Regions from separate parts of the Homo sapiens genome. Here region 1 is linked to region 2. Evidence: read pairs that join two places in POLR2A ChIA-PET (ENCODE). Cell type or tissue: B cell. All regions are shown on one strand. Each heading gives the region's core, and the rest is flanking DNA. Links, peaks and the distances in the headings are about the cores only.

Evidence for each region. Peaks named below come from ENCODE experiments on the same cell type or tissue, not always from the same donor. Only the 100,000 strongest peaks of a DNase experiment are listed, where the experiment ranks them.
Region 1: POLR2A ChIA-PET joins it to region 2 with 10 read pairs; 2 of 35 experiments call an interaction of 5 or more read pairs at or near these places.

The regions. Positions count from the first base shown.
Region 1 is chr16:24,341,274-24,349,273 of GRCh38, reverse strand. It overlaps CACNG3 (calcium voltage-gated channel auxiliary subunit gamma 3), which reads right to left. Exons shown (of 4, transcript NM_006539.4): 2 at 2,457-2,540. Among named protein-coding and RNA genes, the nearest start is that of CACNG3, 89 kb to the right of the region's middle. RefSeq lists an enhancer at 5,241-5,742. In B cell, for the core only: no CTCF peak of the experiment used is centred there; no DNase peak of the experiment used is centred there.
Region 2 is chr16:24,093,050-24,102,505 of GRCh38, reverse strand. It overlaps PRKCB (protein kinase C beta), which reads right to left. Exons shown (of 17, transcript NM_002738.7): 7 at 8,209-8,343. Among named protein-coding and RNA genes, the nearest start is that of MIR1273H, 110 kb to the left of the region's middle. In B cell, for the core only: no CTCF peak of the experiment used is centred there; no DNase peak of the experiment used is centred there; H3K27ac peaks cover 637 bases.

The DNA of each region.
Region 1 (8,000 bases), core at 1-8,000, 250 kb before region 2:
CTGCTATGGGTTTATGCTGTAGCCTACCCCAAAGAGCATAGGAGAAAAGAAGAAACAACAGAAAAGTCGATATGCAGAATCCCATTCCCACCAGGGTTGTGGGTCAGGAAAGGGACCGGCAGGCAGAGTGAACACCAGCCAGGCAGGGAGAACCCTGCAGGAATGTGCTCCCAGCCCTACGTGGCTGGATCAGGAATTCCAAAACTCTCAGCAGGAAATCTGTGTTCTCATTAAGGCCTCTCCTTAACCTTAGCCCAATTCTGCTGCTATTGGTGAAGCTTAGGTGGACCGAGGGCTAGGGGTGAGGAGAGAGGAAGGGACATCTTCCCAGACGAGAAAAAAATACTTTGTCAGAAAAGCTATGGGCCTCTCTGAAGAACTTAAAATCAGCTATACAAGTTGTGAAGAGAAGTCACAGTTCTGTTTAGTCTCCGACAGAGCAAACGTCAACATGTTTTATCAACATGAAAAAGAAAAACAAAGAAAATCTATGGGCACTCTGGTAAAACCCCACTGGTGATGACTAATGCCATTCTCTATTGAGAAGATGCAAGTGATCTGTGTCATCTCCCAAATTTTGGTTAAGCTACATCTCTAAGTGTGGCTAATTTTGCTCTCCACACTGAATCTTTTTGAGCTGCTGATGTGAGGGGTGAGAAAAGAAAACAACTTTTATCTGAGTAACGCAAGTCCTTTTAATTATCAGGCCCAGAGAGACATTACAATGAGACAGTGATCACATCCTTCTCTCCTCTTTGAGCTGGGTACTCATCTCTTGAAATTGCTGGCTTTTGCCACAAGTAGCATAAATTAACCTAATAATGCTGCATCTGACACTATCCTCCACACCGTGTAGCCAGTCACTAATCAATATTATTGATTAGCGCAATGGCACAATCAATGCAATGGCACGATCACTGCAATGGCACTGCAGCCTCAGCTTCCTGGGCTCAAGCAATCCTCCCACCTCAGCCTCCCAAGTAGCTGGGACTAAGGGTGTGCACTACCATGCCTGGATAATTAAAAAAAAAAAAATTCTGTAGAGTTGGCGACTTAATATGTTGCCCAGACTGGTCTTGAACTCCTGGCTTCAAGTGATCCTCCCACCTTGGCCTCCTAAAGTGCTGAGATTACAGGTGTGAGCCATTGCACTTGGCCTCACTATTTTGAGTGAATCCAACACAAATTCTTGCTGAAGAAATTACATTAAAATCCCAAATCAAGTTCTCTCTGTGCCTTGACCAATGGAAGGCTCATCTCTGCAGTGAATTTTGCATTGCTAATCCCATGCAAGAAACGGGAGCTAATGCATATTGCCTCCTGACTATGTGTTGGGCCCCGGCTAATTTTTGTGACCCTGTCAGATGGATGACATTATAATCTCCATTTCAGAAAAAAATGAAGAAAGGTAGGAACTAGAGAGAGAGGTAAAGCCCCTTGCCTCAAGTCCAACCCAGCTAGTAGAGTCAAACAAGGGTCAAAGCCCAGATTCCAGAGGCCTTGGCTCAAAGCCACCACATTCTTTTGGCTCCTACATGCTGTAGTTGTGACGGTTCATGTCATATCCAGGTTACTGACTTTGGAAAAATCCTACAGAGACATTGGCTCTGTCCCAGTAGGACTGAAACTGGAGGGAAGTCAAAGAAGAGGTGAACTTGGGTTTGTATTTATTCTCCTAGGTCTTGCTCCTTGGGACCTCACCCATTAGCACCTCACATCACCCATTAGCACTCTGCCATTAGCACCTCCAATCAACCCTCCTGGGAAAGTGAAAACTTGCATTCAAGTTAGAGAAAGTTCCTTAGATTTTTCTCCTAAACTGACTAAAAAGAACCTTTCAGTTTTGACTCACCTACTTTTCTGTCTTCCTTCCTGCCTTCCTTCCTTCCTCCCTTCTCTTTCTCTTTCTCTTTCTCATTCTCATTCTCCTTTTCTTTCTCCTTCTCTTTCTTTTCAGAGACAGGGTCTCACTCTGTCACCCAGGCTGGACTGCAGTGGTATGATCATAGCTCACTGCAGCCTCAATCCCCTGGGCTTAAATGATCCTCCCACCTTAGCCTCCTGAGTAGCTAGGACTACAGGTGTGTGCCACCACATGCAGCTAATTTTTTAATTTTTTGTAGAGATGGGTTCTTGCTATATTGCCCAGGCTGATCTCGACCTCCTGAGCTCAAGCGATCCTTTCTGGCCTCTGCCTCCCAGAGTGCTGGGATTACAGGCATGAACCATCCCCCACCCTACCCCCTGCTTCTTCTTTCTGTTTCTAATTCATTGAAACTAAAGAGGCTTAGCTCTCAGAACCACTTGAGTGTCTCTGTGTACTGGCACATGGGGCTTCTTTGCACTTATCTATTTCTAGGGACAGATGCTGAGGAAGCTCCGACTCAGAGGCAGCTGAGTGATGGCAGAGGCCCATCCCTTCCTCCCAGAGAGACCCGAGAAGCCGGGGAACTTACGCAGGAGATATTCGGCTGTGTCCTGTTCGTAGTCAGCATCTTCAGGGAAGTGATCGATTTTCTTGCACACGCCTCGGAAAGCCCCTGTGGAAACAGATAAGGGTTCTGAGCCTGGGGGAGGAGACAGAGCTCTGGGGGCCAGCCTGGGTCCTCACCGCTATGTGCAGATCCTTTCTCTGGTTGTTGGGGGCTGTAGGGTTGTTGGGCTGGTAGGCCCAAGAGCACCTTTATTTTTTATTAGAGACAGGGTCTCATTCTGTGGCCCAGGCTGGAGTGCAGTGGTGCAATCATGGCTCACTGCAGTCTTGAACTCTTGGGCTCAAGTGATCCTCTCACCCCAGCCTCCCAAGTAGCTGGGACTATAGGCATGTGCCACTATGCCTGGCTAATTCAACATTTTTTGATAGTGACAACAAAAGGTCTCACTATCTTGCCCAGGCTGGCCTCAAACTCCTGGCCACAAGCGATCCTCCCTTCCTCAGCCTCCCAAAGTGCTAGGATTACAGGCATGAGCCAACGGGATCAGTCATCAACAGCATGTTTCTTTAGGGCACAAAAAAGAGACCAGTAGAGGCAAAAGATAAACAATACAAAGCAGGAGATGGAAATTTGCTGCTTTTTAGATTTTGCATGATGTTGGGATCCACTTCAGAAGCGCAAAAACACCATGAAACATAAACACTAATTATGAAGACTATCTTATCTTTCCCCTCTCCTCCAGTCAGTGAAGGAAAAAGCAGGCAGAATTCAAGTACATCATTTTTTTCGCTCATTTTACCAATGAGGAAACAGGGCTTAAGAATTTTTCTTGAAATCACTCAGGTAAGTAGCTATTTAGGTTGATGTAAAAGTAATTGTGCAGTTGTGCAATTACTTTTGCACCAACCTAAATAGAACCGGCATTCCAATCAAGAGCTGAGTCCAGGCATTCCAGAATAGTCCACTCTCCCCAATGATGTTCATATCTGACCACAGGACACTCCCTTTCCCTCTCTGCCCTCCCAAAGGATCACAGCTCATCTCCCTCGCTATGAGGTTCACCCCTTTGGGAGCCTCAGATTTGCTGAACATGCATCTTGAACATCCGTCCACATTTGCTGTCTTTTTTGTTTTGTTTGAGACAGAGTTTCTCTCTTGTCGCCCAGTTTGGATTGCAATGGCACGATCTCGGCTCACTGCAACCTCTGCCTCCCGGGTTCAAGAGATTATCCTGCCTCAGCCTCCCGAGTAACTGGGATTACAGGCACCTGCCACCATGCCCGGCTAATTTTTGTATTTTTAGGAGAGATGGGTTTCACCATGTTGACCAGGCTGATCTCGAACTCCTGACATCAGGTGATCCACCTGCCTCGGCCTCCCAATGTGCTGGGATTACAGGCGTGAGCCACCTTGCCCGGCTGAGGTGTGGATGTTTAATCATCATTTTGGGTGTTAGTTAACTAGACAGTTAACCAGTCTCTGGGGGCAGTTAATAGCTCTGCCAGTTCTTTTAAAGGACAAAAAATTTTCCAGAAATTATGCATTCTTGTCCCTTTCCCTGTCTGTGTAGCTGGAGTGGAATCAGGGGGGCGGGCATTGTGATGTCGTGGGAAACGGACAAGGTTCGGAATCAGACAGAGCTGCGTTGGTATTTCAGAACTGTTATTGTAAGAATGAAATAAAGCTATACATGAACATGAGATAATTTTTGCAAAGCTCTAGGCATGTCATAATAATGGCTGACACTTATTAAGTGCTTCCAATTGGCCAGGCACATAGCTGAAACCTTACACCCCTTATCTCATTTACCCTTGTTTACCACCCCAGGAGGTAGAGGCTATTAGTATTAACATTTGATAATGAGACAATGGAAAATCACAGAGGAGATGGTGTCACAGCTGGTGAGTGACGGAATTGATTTTTGGATCCAGGTTTCAAAGGCTGTGTAGTTTCACCATTACACTATGAATAGTAGCCGTTATTATTATGGCTACCATGGCTACTATCATGATGTCTATTATGATCTCATAAAAATAAGAGTGTCATATATTTAATTTCTACTATAAGTAGGCTCCAGGCCAGAGCCATTTCATAATAAATGCCTTGGGATATGTAGAACATCTCCTTGGTTCTGATTCTCCGCTTACCAGGCAAATAATAGACTCAGAACCAGGAAGGAGGTTCAGGAGAGAAGACTCAAGGAAATTCTTAGAAAAAAGACAGACCCATAATTTCTTCCCTGATATTGGGAAAAAAAGACCTTATTCATGCTTGTTCATATTTTAGAGTTTCATTTATATATGCCTGTTTGGTTTTAAGCCCCATCCCCTTCCAGTTGACTGGATAAGAAATCATAATAAGTAACACACGTGTGCACCTACTATATACCAGGTACCATTCTAAGCATTTATGCATTTTTTTTTTTTTTCTGAGACTGAGTCTTGCTCTATTGCCCAGGTTGGAGTGCAGTGGCACGATCTCAACTCGCTGCAACCTCCACCTCCCAGGTTCAAGCGATTCTTGTGCCACAGCCTCCCGACCACCAGGCCTGGCTAATTTTTGTATTTTTAGTAGAGACAGGGTTTCACCATGTTGGCCAGGCTGGTCTTGAACCCCTGACCTCAGGTGAACCACCCGCCTCAGCCTCCCAAAGCACTGGGATTACAGATGTGAGCCACTGCGCCTGGCCACATTTACGTGTTTTATCCTCTTTAGCTATCTAAATGACTTTATGAGGTGCCTAATGTTATTTATTTATTATTTTTTTGAGACGGAATCTCGCCCAGACTGGAGTGCAGTGACGCAATCTTGGCTCACTGCTTGCTCTGCTCACGCCATTCTCCTGCCTCAGCCGCCTGAGTAGCTGGGATTAAAGGCGCCTGCCACCATGCCTGGCTAATTTTTTGTATTTCTAGTAGAGACGGGGTTTCACTGTGTTAGCCAGGATGGTCTTGATCTCCTGACCTCCTGATCTACCCGTCTCAGACTCCCAAAGTGCTGGGATTACAGGTGTGAGCCACTGTGCCCGGCCTGAGATGCCTAATGTTATAATGAGGCAATGTTATTAATATGAGGAGGAAATTGAAGCTTAGCCAAGTCACCGATTTACTCAAGGACACAGCTTGACATTTACCAGCTGACCCCAAAGACAAAGTTCCTAACTACTATTATGAATTACACTCTCTTCAACAAGTCTGTATTGTGAACTAAGTTCTTTGCCTGGTCGCTTCATGATCATTTTATAGCCTACCCCCTACTATTGATGTTGGCAATGAACTGGACCAGTGGCTTCTCCATTAACTATGCTTCCCCATGGCATGTCCCAGGGGCACCTGGGCAGGGGAAGGGTGTTGGTAGTGACACCATCCATTGTTAGTTGATTTCCGTACTCCTCATTATTTGCTGTTTTCCACGAAAGATTTCAAAGGAAGAAAGTGTTCAGGTGAAGATGGAATGGGAACCTTACTAAATACAGACCAGTCAGAATTACTGAGGGAATTCGGAACTACATACACGTGGGCATCTGCTTGTGAAATGGGCCTATTCATGGTGACTTCAGGCAGCTTGAAACTAAGACTTAGAACCAGCAAACGCCAGTAGCTCCTGGAGACGCAGTCACTAGTTTTGTTGTTGTTGTTTGTTTGTTTTTTAGGCAGAGTTTCGCTCTTGTCACCCAGGCTGGAGTGCAATGGTGTAATCATAGCCCACTGCAACCTCCGCCTCCCCAGTTCAAGCGATTCTCCTGCCTCAGCCTCCCAAGTAGCTGGGACTACAGGCATGCACCACTATGCCCAGCTAATTTTTTATTTTTAGTAGAGAAAGGGTTTTGCCATATTGTCCAGGCTGGTCTTGAACTCCTGGCCTCAGCTGATCCACCTGCCTCAGCCTCCTGAAGTGCTGGGATTACAGGGGTGAGCCACTGCGCCTGGCCTGCAGTCACCAGTTTTTAATGGTCTAAAGCAGCTTACTACTACCCACGTTTGTACAGCCCATGAGCCAAGAATGGTTTTTGCATATTTAGATAGTTGAAAAAAAAATCGAAAGAATATTATTTGTGACCTGCAAAAAAATGTGAAATTCAGATTTCAGCGTCGGAAAATAAAATTTTATTGAAACACAATCGTGCCCATTTGTTTATATTGCTTCAATTTCCTCATTATAACATTAGGCTCCTCATGAAGCCATTTTGAGAACAAAAGAAAATAAAACATGTTGATGCCACTATAACAGAGTTCAGTATTTGCCACAGAGATAGCAAAGCTGAAAATATTTACTCTCTGGCTGTTTAACAACAATTTTGCTGGTCCCCGGTTTAAAGATTTCTGTCCCAAGAAGGCAAAAATGGAAAGCAAAGGGGAGTTTGGGCCTTCCTGGGATAGAAGATGTAATCTAGGCTGGTGTTTCTAAAGTAGATAATATTGGCTTCTGGCGCAAATCTGGGTTGCAGACTGTTTCATTTTGTGGTTTAATCTGTGTGTGTTTGTTTTACCTGCAATACTCTTTTGCACATTTTATTTTTAAAAATTAAGTAAGCTTCTGCATTTTATTTTATTTTTATTTTATTTTATTTTGAGATGGAGTCTTGCTTTGTCACCCAGGCTGGAGTGCAGTGGTGCAATCTTAGCTTACTGCAACCTCCACCTCCTGGGTTCAAGTGATTCTCCTGCCTCAGCCTCCTGAGTAGCTGGGATTACAGGCGCGTGCCACCATGCCCGGCTGATTTTTGTATTTTTAGTAGAGACAGGGTTTCACCATGTTGGCCAGGCTGGTCTTGAACTCCTGACCTCAGGTGATCCGCCTGCTGCAGCCTCCCAAAGCGCTGGGATGACAGGCGTGAGCCACCGCTCCTGGCCTATGCTGCTGCAATTTAAAATTCTGAATATTTCACATTAAAAACTGATTCGCAGTTTCTCTTCAAAAATGGGGACCTCTGTCTCACATTTCCATGCGGGAGTAATGAATCCCTGGATGACGTAGCTGACATCAGCAGCCCTCTTTAGACTGGGTGTAAACTCTCCAGTTGGCCAAAGTCCCCACCTGGCTCTATATTCTTGCCTGGCCCTGTAGATATTTGAGTTTGCAACCCCCGAACCAAAATGTATTTAGTAAGAGCCCAGTCTTTGGTGTCCCACGTAGGCATGAATCCTGACTCAGCCACTTACTAGTTGTGGTATCTATGGCAAATTACCTCTCCAAACCTCAGTTCCTTCTTCTACAGAATGAAGATAATAATAGTAACTTCATGGAGTTGCCATGAGAATTAGTTGAGGCAGTAATAGCAGTTATTACGCCAGTTGCTGTTCTCAGCACTTTACACATAAATCTTTTAATTAGGCAATGACATAAAGCACTTAGTACAGTTCCTGGAGTATGGTAGGAACTCAGTATATTACAGCTATTATTACCGTTGGTTTTGGTAGGTACTTTAGGATCACAAGAGACACATTGGCGCCATGGTGAGATTTTAAGAAGCAATATAGAAGGAAAAGGAATCAAGAATTTTCCCCAAGGAAGACTCCACACTGAAAATGAATCTGCTGGCAACCCATGTCATACATGCATCAC
Region 2 (9,456 bases), core at 661-8,660:
AGCTGATGGAGCCCATCCCCTTCTAAATGGTGAATCTGAGTTTCAGAAAGGGTGTGAGACTTGCTCAAGATCACATAATGTTCAAAGAATCCCAGGGGCAAGAATCCAAATGTCTAGGATCTGGTCCATTTACAGTCAAGACAGCATCGCAAATGTCTTGGCCGTAAATCTGAGGAGGACTTTTATCTGCAAAAATCTGCAGAGGGCTTTTATTTTGGAAAAGTTCCCTTCCAACTATTATGTCATCAACTTCACAGCTATCCTAAGTGGTGGATGGAGGACAGGGGGTGTTGTAATCAATCTGATGGGTGGCATATCTGCTGTGAAAGCTGTAGTACAGAGAGGTGAAGTGGCTCACCTGAGGTCACAAAGCATCCATCCAGTCAGGAAAGCCGAAATAAAATCCCAGCTGTCTACCCTCTAGCCTTCCACCTAACCCTGTATCAGGAGGCAGAATGGAATTTGTATATGCTTAGGCTCTGGCATCATAGAAATCTGGACCTGAACCCAGCACCGTTGCTTACAAGCTGTGTATCCCTAACACACTGCTGAACTATTCTGAGCCTTGGAAATGATGAAACCTAGAATAACTGGAGAATTAAATGATCATCTAAGTGTAAATGCAGTAATATTTTGGGCTTACTCCTGATACACTATCCCTATTCTTAAGCCGTTTTTTTCTTCCCTGCTCTCAGCCTTAGGGGAGTAGACAAGGCAGGCACTAGCCCAGGAAGAAGGATATGGCATGTGTGGGAGTTAAACCACTTTTGCAAAAATTATGACAGTAAGAGAAATATGACATAGAAAAGCTATGACAGTGTAAGAAATCGGACCTAACTAACTCCATCTGCTTCTAATCTCCAAGCTATCCTTGTCCATTCCTGGGCCTAGGCCAAGCTAACTATGGGAAGAAGTTAGTTTCAGTTCAACTTCATTTTTTATTTGTATTTGTTTCTTTATTTACTTTGAGACAGGGTCTTTCTCCATTGCCTAGGCTGGAGTGCGATGACACAATCACAGCTCATTGCAGCCTCAACCTCCTGGGCCCAAGTGATCCTCCCACCTCAGGCTCCTGAGTAGCTGGGAGCACAGGTGCATGCCGCCATGCCTGGCTAAATTTTTTGTTGAGACAGGATCTCATTGTTGCCCAAGCTGGTCTCTAACTCCCGAACTGAAGCAATCCTCCCACCTTGGCACTCCCAAAGTGCGGGGATTACAGATATGAGCCACCACACCTGGCCATTCGTTTAACTTTAAAACAAAGACGATAACAGCTCCTTCCCAAAACTAACCATCTCCTTGCTTGGGGACTAAAACTGCCTTTGTAAAACTAACATATTAGCCACAAAGTTAGAATTCTGGCTCCAGAGACATGTAGCCAGAGGTCACAAGATTCAGGATCTCCCCAATTGCTCCTATAGATAAAATCACTATTATAGACCTAAAATTGGTGTTTGAAATATTTTCCAGACCCTGCATTCTGATGGACCAGCTGGTGCAACCCAGACTGGGAATCCATACAACGAAACTGGCTTACCTGGTCTTGTGATCCTCACCCAGGAACTGACTCAACATGAGAAGACAGCTTTGACCCCCTATGATTTCACTCTCAACCCACCAATCAGCATTCCCCATTCCCTAGCCCCCACTTACCACTAAACTGTCCTTGAAAAACCCTAGTCTTTGAATTTTGGAGGAGGCTGATTTGAGTAATAAACTCCCATCCTTCAGCTTGGCTGGCACTGTGTTTATTAAACTCTTTCTCTGCTAAAATATTGCCGTCTCAGTGAATCAGCTCTAGATGAACTCATTGGGTGATTGTAGGAGAAGCCCCTCCCTTTGGGGCTTGGAGAACCTTGGGAAGGAGAAAGGACAGGTGGTGGGGAGAGGTGGGTTTCCCTCCTCCTCGGCTGGAACGCTGGCCAGAGACCTATCCATGCACCAGGCAACATCATTCCAGCAGCAGCAGAAGGAGCAGAAAAGACTCCTCAGGGGGAGGACTCAGGCAGGTTCCTGGCCTCCCTGAACCAGGCCCAGCAGTGGCCTATGAGTGGGACAGAGAGGGTGCTGCATGGAGGGAACTCACAAGGAGAAGCAACAGGCCAGGATCTTCAGCACAAAGCCAGAATGATGCCCCAAAGCTAGGTGGGACCAGTCCCACTTCAGTGGGCGCTGGTTTAGGAACGTAGGCTAAAAATAAAATCTTAAGGCCCCCCACTGACAGAACAGACCCCCTCCTCGGCCAAGAGGATCTAAGAAAAACCTTAAAAACAGAATTATCAGCCATGAGAGAAAGGAGATTGGACACGTCTTGTTATGCCTCCTTTCTTTGGGAGTTTATATACAACAATGGACTGACATGAATGTTAAAGTAGAGATCATAAGACTGACAAAACAGACTCTTTGTGGCAATAAAATATCAGATTATAAACAGGACTAACGCCAGGCCAGGCAAAGGTGAAGTTGCACCATAAGCAAGCCATCTTGCTGCACAGCATCCTCAACTTAAACACTCTTTTTTTTTTTTTTTTTTTGAGATGGAGTCTCACTCTGTCACCCAGGCTGGGTGTAGTGGCGGGATCTCAGCTCACTGCAACCTCCGCCTCCTGCGTCAAGCAATTCTCCTGGTCAGCCTCCAGAGTAGCTGAGATTACAGGCATGTGCCACCACAACTTGCTAATTTTTTTGCATTTTTAGTAGAGACGGGGTTTCACCATGTGGGCCAGGCTGGTCTCGAACTCCTGACTTCAAATGATCCACCTGCCTCGGTCTCCCAAAGTGCTGGGATTGCAGGCATGAGCCACCACGCCCAGCCAACATAAAATATTTCTTTCTGTTAACTCCAAGTTTTAGCAAAGTCTTACTCTAACCAACTGCAAATTAAAGAATCTCCTATAACCCATAAGCCCCATTTAAAGCTATCCTGCCTTTTGGGCCCAAACCAATGTATAATCTCCATGTATTGATTTATGTCTTTGCCTGTAACTTCTGCCTCCCCAGAACATGTAAAACCAAACTGTAATCTAACCACCTCAGGACCACTTATTCAAAGCTTCTTGGGTTTGTGTTTCCCCAGGCCACAGTCACTTATATTGACTCAGAATAAACTTCTTTAAAATATTTTACAGAGCTGGGTTTTGCTGTTAACAGTGACCAGTCAGAAAAGTGAAACAGTGAAGCTCAGAAAGTACCACATGCAGCATATAGAGTCCCTTCTCCTCGGTCACCAGGAGCTCACAAAAGTGCATGAGAAAGTCTAAGTCCATTATAGAAAAGAAATAAGCTTTATTTTTTCTGCACACCTGATCAGTGCTGTGTAAAATTGTGACTCCACGACATCTGGAAAAGCTCAACCCAGAGCCTGGCATCTATTAAGAGTCAATGAGTAGTAGCTATTGTTATTATAATTATTATTATTATGTTTCCTCCTGTCACACTGATACCCCCTGAGGATCATGCATTCTTTCTCTTTAACCTCTTTAAGTTTGATTTAAAATGAGAATGAAACATCCACTGTGAGTAACTGATGTACACCCTGCAAAGTCAAGTCATTTGCATGTTAGGGAAAAATATCCAAAGCTTGGGGGAAAAAGAAAACCAAAAAGATGACCGTGTGAACTTTTAATGTCATGCTAGAGCATTTTCTAATTAGCTATTTCTTTCCTCACAGTAATATTACTTTGTTTAGTTTATTATTCACCATCAGGTCAGCCCCAGATGGCCTCCCTAGTCTGCAAAGATACATGTTAACTTTTAGAAAACTGAGGTGAAATCTTTGCCCAGGCTGGAGTGCCGTGGCACCATCTCAGCTCACTGCAACCTCTGCCTCCTGGGTTCAAGCGATTCTTCTGCCTCAGCCTCCCGAGTAGCTGGGAATACAGGCACCTGCCACCATGCCCAGCTAATTTTTGTATTTTTAGTAGAGACATGGTTTCACTATGTTGGCCAGGCTCGTCTCAAACTCCTGACCTCAGGTGATCCGCCCGCCTCAGCCTCCCAAAGTGTTGGGATTACAGGTGTGAGCCGCCATGCCTGGCCAAAATCTTTTTTTTGTTTCATTCTAGTAGATAACCCCAAAGCTTATGATTCTATTGTCCTGTATATCAGTCAGTTTTATATTTAACTGAGCAAAGTTATTTCAGCATATCTTTTTCTACTGACTACACGAACATCAGTTTATCAAACCTTCTGTGGAATCATTCATTCATCCTGCTGCTTTTCTCCTTAGTGAGCTAAGGAAATCTTTGGCCAATGCCCATTAATGCCCATTATCTATCTTATGAGAACTATGTTTTTAACCATTTGTGAATTGTGCTTTAACACAACTCTTTTGGGGTACATTCTGTAAACCAAAATAAAATTCTAAGCCCCCTAGCCATGTAAATGGACCCCTTCTCTCAGCCAAGGGCATTCCAAAGTTAACCTGAAAAACTGTTTCAGGCCATGATGAGAAGGGAGAGTCAGACACGATGTCTCATTATATCCCCTTCCTTTTGGAATTCAGGAAAAGCCAACCAGCATTAACATCAACACAGACCTTAAGTCTGATAAGAAACAATTACCATCTAGTCTCTCTGAAGCCTGCTACCTGGAGGCTTCATCTTCATGATAAAACTTTGGTCTCCACAACTCCTTATGTAACCCAGACATTCCTTTCTATTGATAACAGCTCATTCAACCAATTGCCAATCAGAAAATTGTAAAATCTACCTATGACCCGGAAGCACCTCCCCGTCCCACTTTTAGTTGTCCTGCCTTTCCAGATTGAGCCAATGTAAATCTCACATGTATTGATTGATGTCTTACGTCTCCCTAAAATGTATAAAAGCAAGTTGTACCCCATCCACCTTGGGCCCATGTCATCAGGATCTCCTGAGTCTGTGTCACTGGCACATCCTTAACCTTGGCAAAATAAACTTTCTAAACTGATTGAAATCTGTCTCAGATACTTTTGGGTTCAAAACTCTCAGCTCCTGTCTTCTTCACATCTTCCATCATGTTGTCATTGATTTGTCATTTGCGTAATTCCTTGTTCAATGTTTATCTCCCCAACCCACCCTCTGCCATAAGCTAAGCTCCATGAAGTCATGTCTGTCTTATACCTCCATGTGTTTCTAGTGACCAGCACCTAGTGGACACTCAATATATGTTTCAAGAAAAGCCTAAGATAGGCTGGGCACGGAGGCTCACACCTGCAATCCCAGCACTTTGGGAGGCCAAGGCAGGCAGATCACAAGGTCAGGAGATCGAGATCATCCTGGCTAACATGGTGAAACCCCATCTCTACTAAAATTACAAAAAATTAGCTGGGCGTGGTGGCGGGCACCTGTAGTCCCAGCTACTCGGGAGGCTGAGGCAGGAGAATTGCTTGAACCCAGGAGGCAGAGGTTGCAGTGAGCCGAGATCACACCACTGCACTCCAGCCTGGGTGACAGAGCAAGACTCCGTCTCAAAAAAAAAAAAAAAAAAAAAAGGCCTAAGATGAAACATGGAGCCAAGACAAGGAAGTCATAAGGTGAACAATGGAAAGGAAAGATGTGTGTGTGGTCCAAAGGACACATCTCTTTCTCGCTAAACCAGTTTGATTTTTATTTTCTTTCACTTGAAGCTGAAAAGGTCCTGAATGAGACAATTCAGATATGAGACAATTTATCTTAAAGAAGTAATAGCAGCCCAATTGCCACTTCTCCCAAAGTTATAGTGCCAGGTTAAGCTATTTCTTCTGACTCCTTGACTCAGTTAACTGTGAAACAGTTGCCAAGGGGGCTTACCCAGCCTCTCTGTTGGTAACATTGGAGGATATATATATATATATATATATATATATATATATATATATTTTTTTTTTTTTTTGCCATAGGAAGGGAGCAAAATAAAATCTTCAGGACAAAGGAGACACAGCAGCTGACTATGAAAACAACACCCCAGTACATCTATGATCTGTGGCCAGACTTGCTAAGGACTCCCAAGGAAGCGGTAGCTTCTCAGACACCATCTGACAGTGGGTTGCTCATATCTTTCAGGTGAAGTGTACAAGCCACTCTAGTGTCCATGGAGCCAGTCATGGAACTGTCTTTGCAGAAATTGTAACAGGGAGAAAATGATGACGTCAGTGAAAGAGATTTGATCTAACCAACCCCCAGCTTGCCTTTAACCTCCAAACTGCCCTTACGCTTTCCTGGGCTCGGGCCAAGTTAACTTTGTGACAAATTTAGTGTTTATTTTATTTTATTTCATTTTATTTTGAGATGGAGTCTTGCTCTGTCACCCAGGCTGGAGTGCAGTGGCATGATCTCGGCTCACTGCAACCTCCGCCTCCCTGGTTCAAGTGATCCTCACATGCCAGCACACCCAACTAATTTTTGTATTTTTAGTACAGACAGGGTTTCACCATGTTGGCCAGGATGGTCTCGATCTCCCGATCTCGTGATCCACCCACCTCGGCCTCCCAAAGTGCTGGGAATACAGGGGTGAGCCACTGCGCCCGGCCTAGTGTACATTTTAAATGATAATAGCCCTTGCCCAAAACTAAACTACCTTCATAAAGCTAATGAGGGACCATGAGGTTAGGAGGATGAGAGGAGCCTGAATTCTGCTAAGGTGTAGACATAAAGGATTACCAGCCATTATTCCAGAGGTCACAAGATTTGCAACTTTCCCAATGACCCCCGCAGATAAGATCACTATTGTAGACTGGCCTTTTGAGATGTCTCTTCAGGTTTTTTTGCATTTCTCGTAACCAATGGCTCCACCCCGACCAGACCGCCAACCTAACTTTGAAAGAAATTTGTTGTATATTTTAAATTATGACAGCCCTTTCCCAAAACTAAACTGCCTTTGTAAAACTAATGAAATATTGCCAAGTTAGGAGAATGAAAGGAGCCTGAATTCTGCTAAGATGTAGACATGGATTATTATCAGCCTTTATCCCAGAGCTCACAACACTTCCAACTTCCTAAGTTACTCCTACAGATAACATCACTACTGTAGAACTTGAGATTGGCCTTTTGAGATGTCTTTTCAGGCTTTTGCCTTCCTGACAACCAGACTGCCCCACCTGGACCTGCCAACTAGTCCTGTGGCCCCACCCAGAAGTGGACTCAGTGCACGAGGACCATTTTTCACACCCCTATTACTGCATCCCCAACCAGTCAGCAGCACCCATTCCCTAGCCACCCTACTCCTTGCCAAACTATCTTTGAAAAGCCCTAGCTTCCAAATTTTCAGGGAGGCTGATTTGAGTCATAAAAAAACTCTGTTCTCCCATTTAGCTGGCTCTATGTGTGTAAAACTCTTTCCCTATTGCAATTCTCCCATCTTGATAAATCGGCTCTGTCTGGGCAGCAGGCACAAAGAAGCCACTGGGCAGTTACAGTCTCATCATGTAGTTTAGTAAATTGGCCCAGATGTAATAAAATAGGGAGTGGTGAGGACGGTGACAAATAGAAAATCCATGTCCTGTCTAAAGGGGGCATTAACTATTCAACTGTTCTCAATTGTTGCCTTCTAGCCCCAGATTTTTAAAATACTAGAACTAATTCCCTCCCTCCCTCCTTCTGTCCCTCCTTCCCTTCCTCCCTTCCTTCCTTCCTGCTTTCCGTCTTTCTTTCTTCTTTCTTTCTTCTTCCTTTCCCTTTCCCTTTTTCTTCCTTTCCTTCCTTCCTTCCTTCCTTCCTTCCTTCCTTCCTTCCTTCCTCCCTCCCTTCCTTCATTCCTTCTCTCTCTCTCTCTTTCTTTTTTATCACTCTGTCACCCAGGCTGGAGTGCAGTGGCTCAATCTCTGACCACCTTGCTCACTGCAACCTCTGCCTCCAGGGTTCAAGTGATCCTCCCATCTCAGCCTCCTGAGTAGCTGGAACTACAGGCACACACCACCATGCCCAGCTAATTTTTCATGTTTTTGATAGAGATGGGGTTTCACCATGTTGCCCAGACTGGTCTTAAACTCCTGAGCTCAAGTGATCTACCTGCCTCGGCCTCCCAGAGTGCTGGGATGACAGGTGTCAGACACGAGGCCTGGCCTCTTTCTTTTTTGTTTTTAGTACAAGGACCAAACAAAACATATCTGCAAGGCAGATCCAATCAACCAGACTTCACTTTGGGACTCTGTTTTAGTATTTCAATTTTTGGAGAAAAAGGAAAACATACTTGACCCCGCGTTTGATGGAGCAAGCTGTATGGTAGCTTTCAAGGCAAAATCTTACTTACCAGCCATCAACACTGGCTTTCTGAAGTTCAGAAATCCCAAAGGACAAAGATCCCATGAAGTCATTCCTGCTGGTCAAATCCCAATCCCAAATCTCTACTGACAGTCTTCTGTCTTTGTCCGATTCTTTCAGCTGACTGCATAGAGAAAAAGAAAAGACATCAGTGGAGGTTGTAGTAATTTCTCAAGCAGAATAAATGTACAAGAGGACAAGACCTGGAGGTAGAAAGTTTTAAAGATTACAAGCTGCTGAAAGAAACATATTCAGTTTCCATCCCAGGCTAGCTCTCCAGGGAGTGAGAGCTTTTTCTGTTTGACAGCCTGTGGCTTAAACAGGCAGAGGTCTTAGACTGGCTATGACAAGAACAGTTCTAACTACTTTTGTTATCTTATGTCTTAATAGGGTTCAGGATATTCAGGAATTCCTATTGCCTATAAGAAATACAGATATCAATTGCATAATTGGGTGTGTACATGTGTATATCTGCACACAGGTGGGTTGAGAATGAGGCTGAGGAAATGCATGGAGAAAAATCCTGGGGAAATTGTCTGTTCTGAGACATGTCCTTGACTGAGGCTGAGAAGGGGCCCAGCTTTGCCCTGAGAGAGGGAAGAGGAGACAGGACAAGGAACTGTGCTTCTAGCTGGTGGCTAAAAAAGTATGACCGCTAAAGTCAGACTGCCAGAAGCTGAATCCCACTCCACCCCATATTTGCTATGGGACTTTGGGCATACTCTTTAACCTCTATAAGCCCTATTGCTACATTGGGAATAAAATGAGCCGATGAAGTCGGATCGCTTAACCCAGTGTTTGTCACACATCATATATGCTCAGTGAATTGGCTGTTATAACCAACTCCTGATGCCTAGATGTACAAGAAAGAGACTCCCAGATTCTTGGAGCCCTGGCCAGGGAAGACCCTCAAGGGAGGCTGGTGGAGATGTCCCAGAAGGCTGCAGGCCAAGCATCATCCATAAACCCAACTCTAGAGAGGCTGTCACCACACCCTGTAGGTTATGTTCCCCTATTTGCTGAGCCCCATCATTTCTCCCACAACTTGCCTTCACTTAGCAACACATCACACCATTTCCTGTCCTACCCACTCCCCCACACCACAGGCATTCTCATCTCTATTAAAAAAATAGCTCTAATTTTTTTTCTTGGCTCACAATACAAAATTGCAGATGGAAAAGAAGGGAGGGAAAGATAGGAGTGAGGGATGGAGAAGACAGAAAAGGAGGGAGGTAGG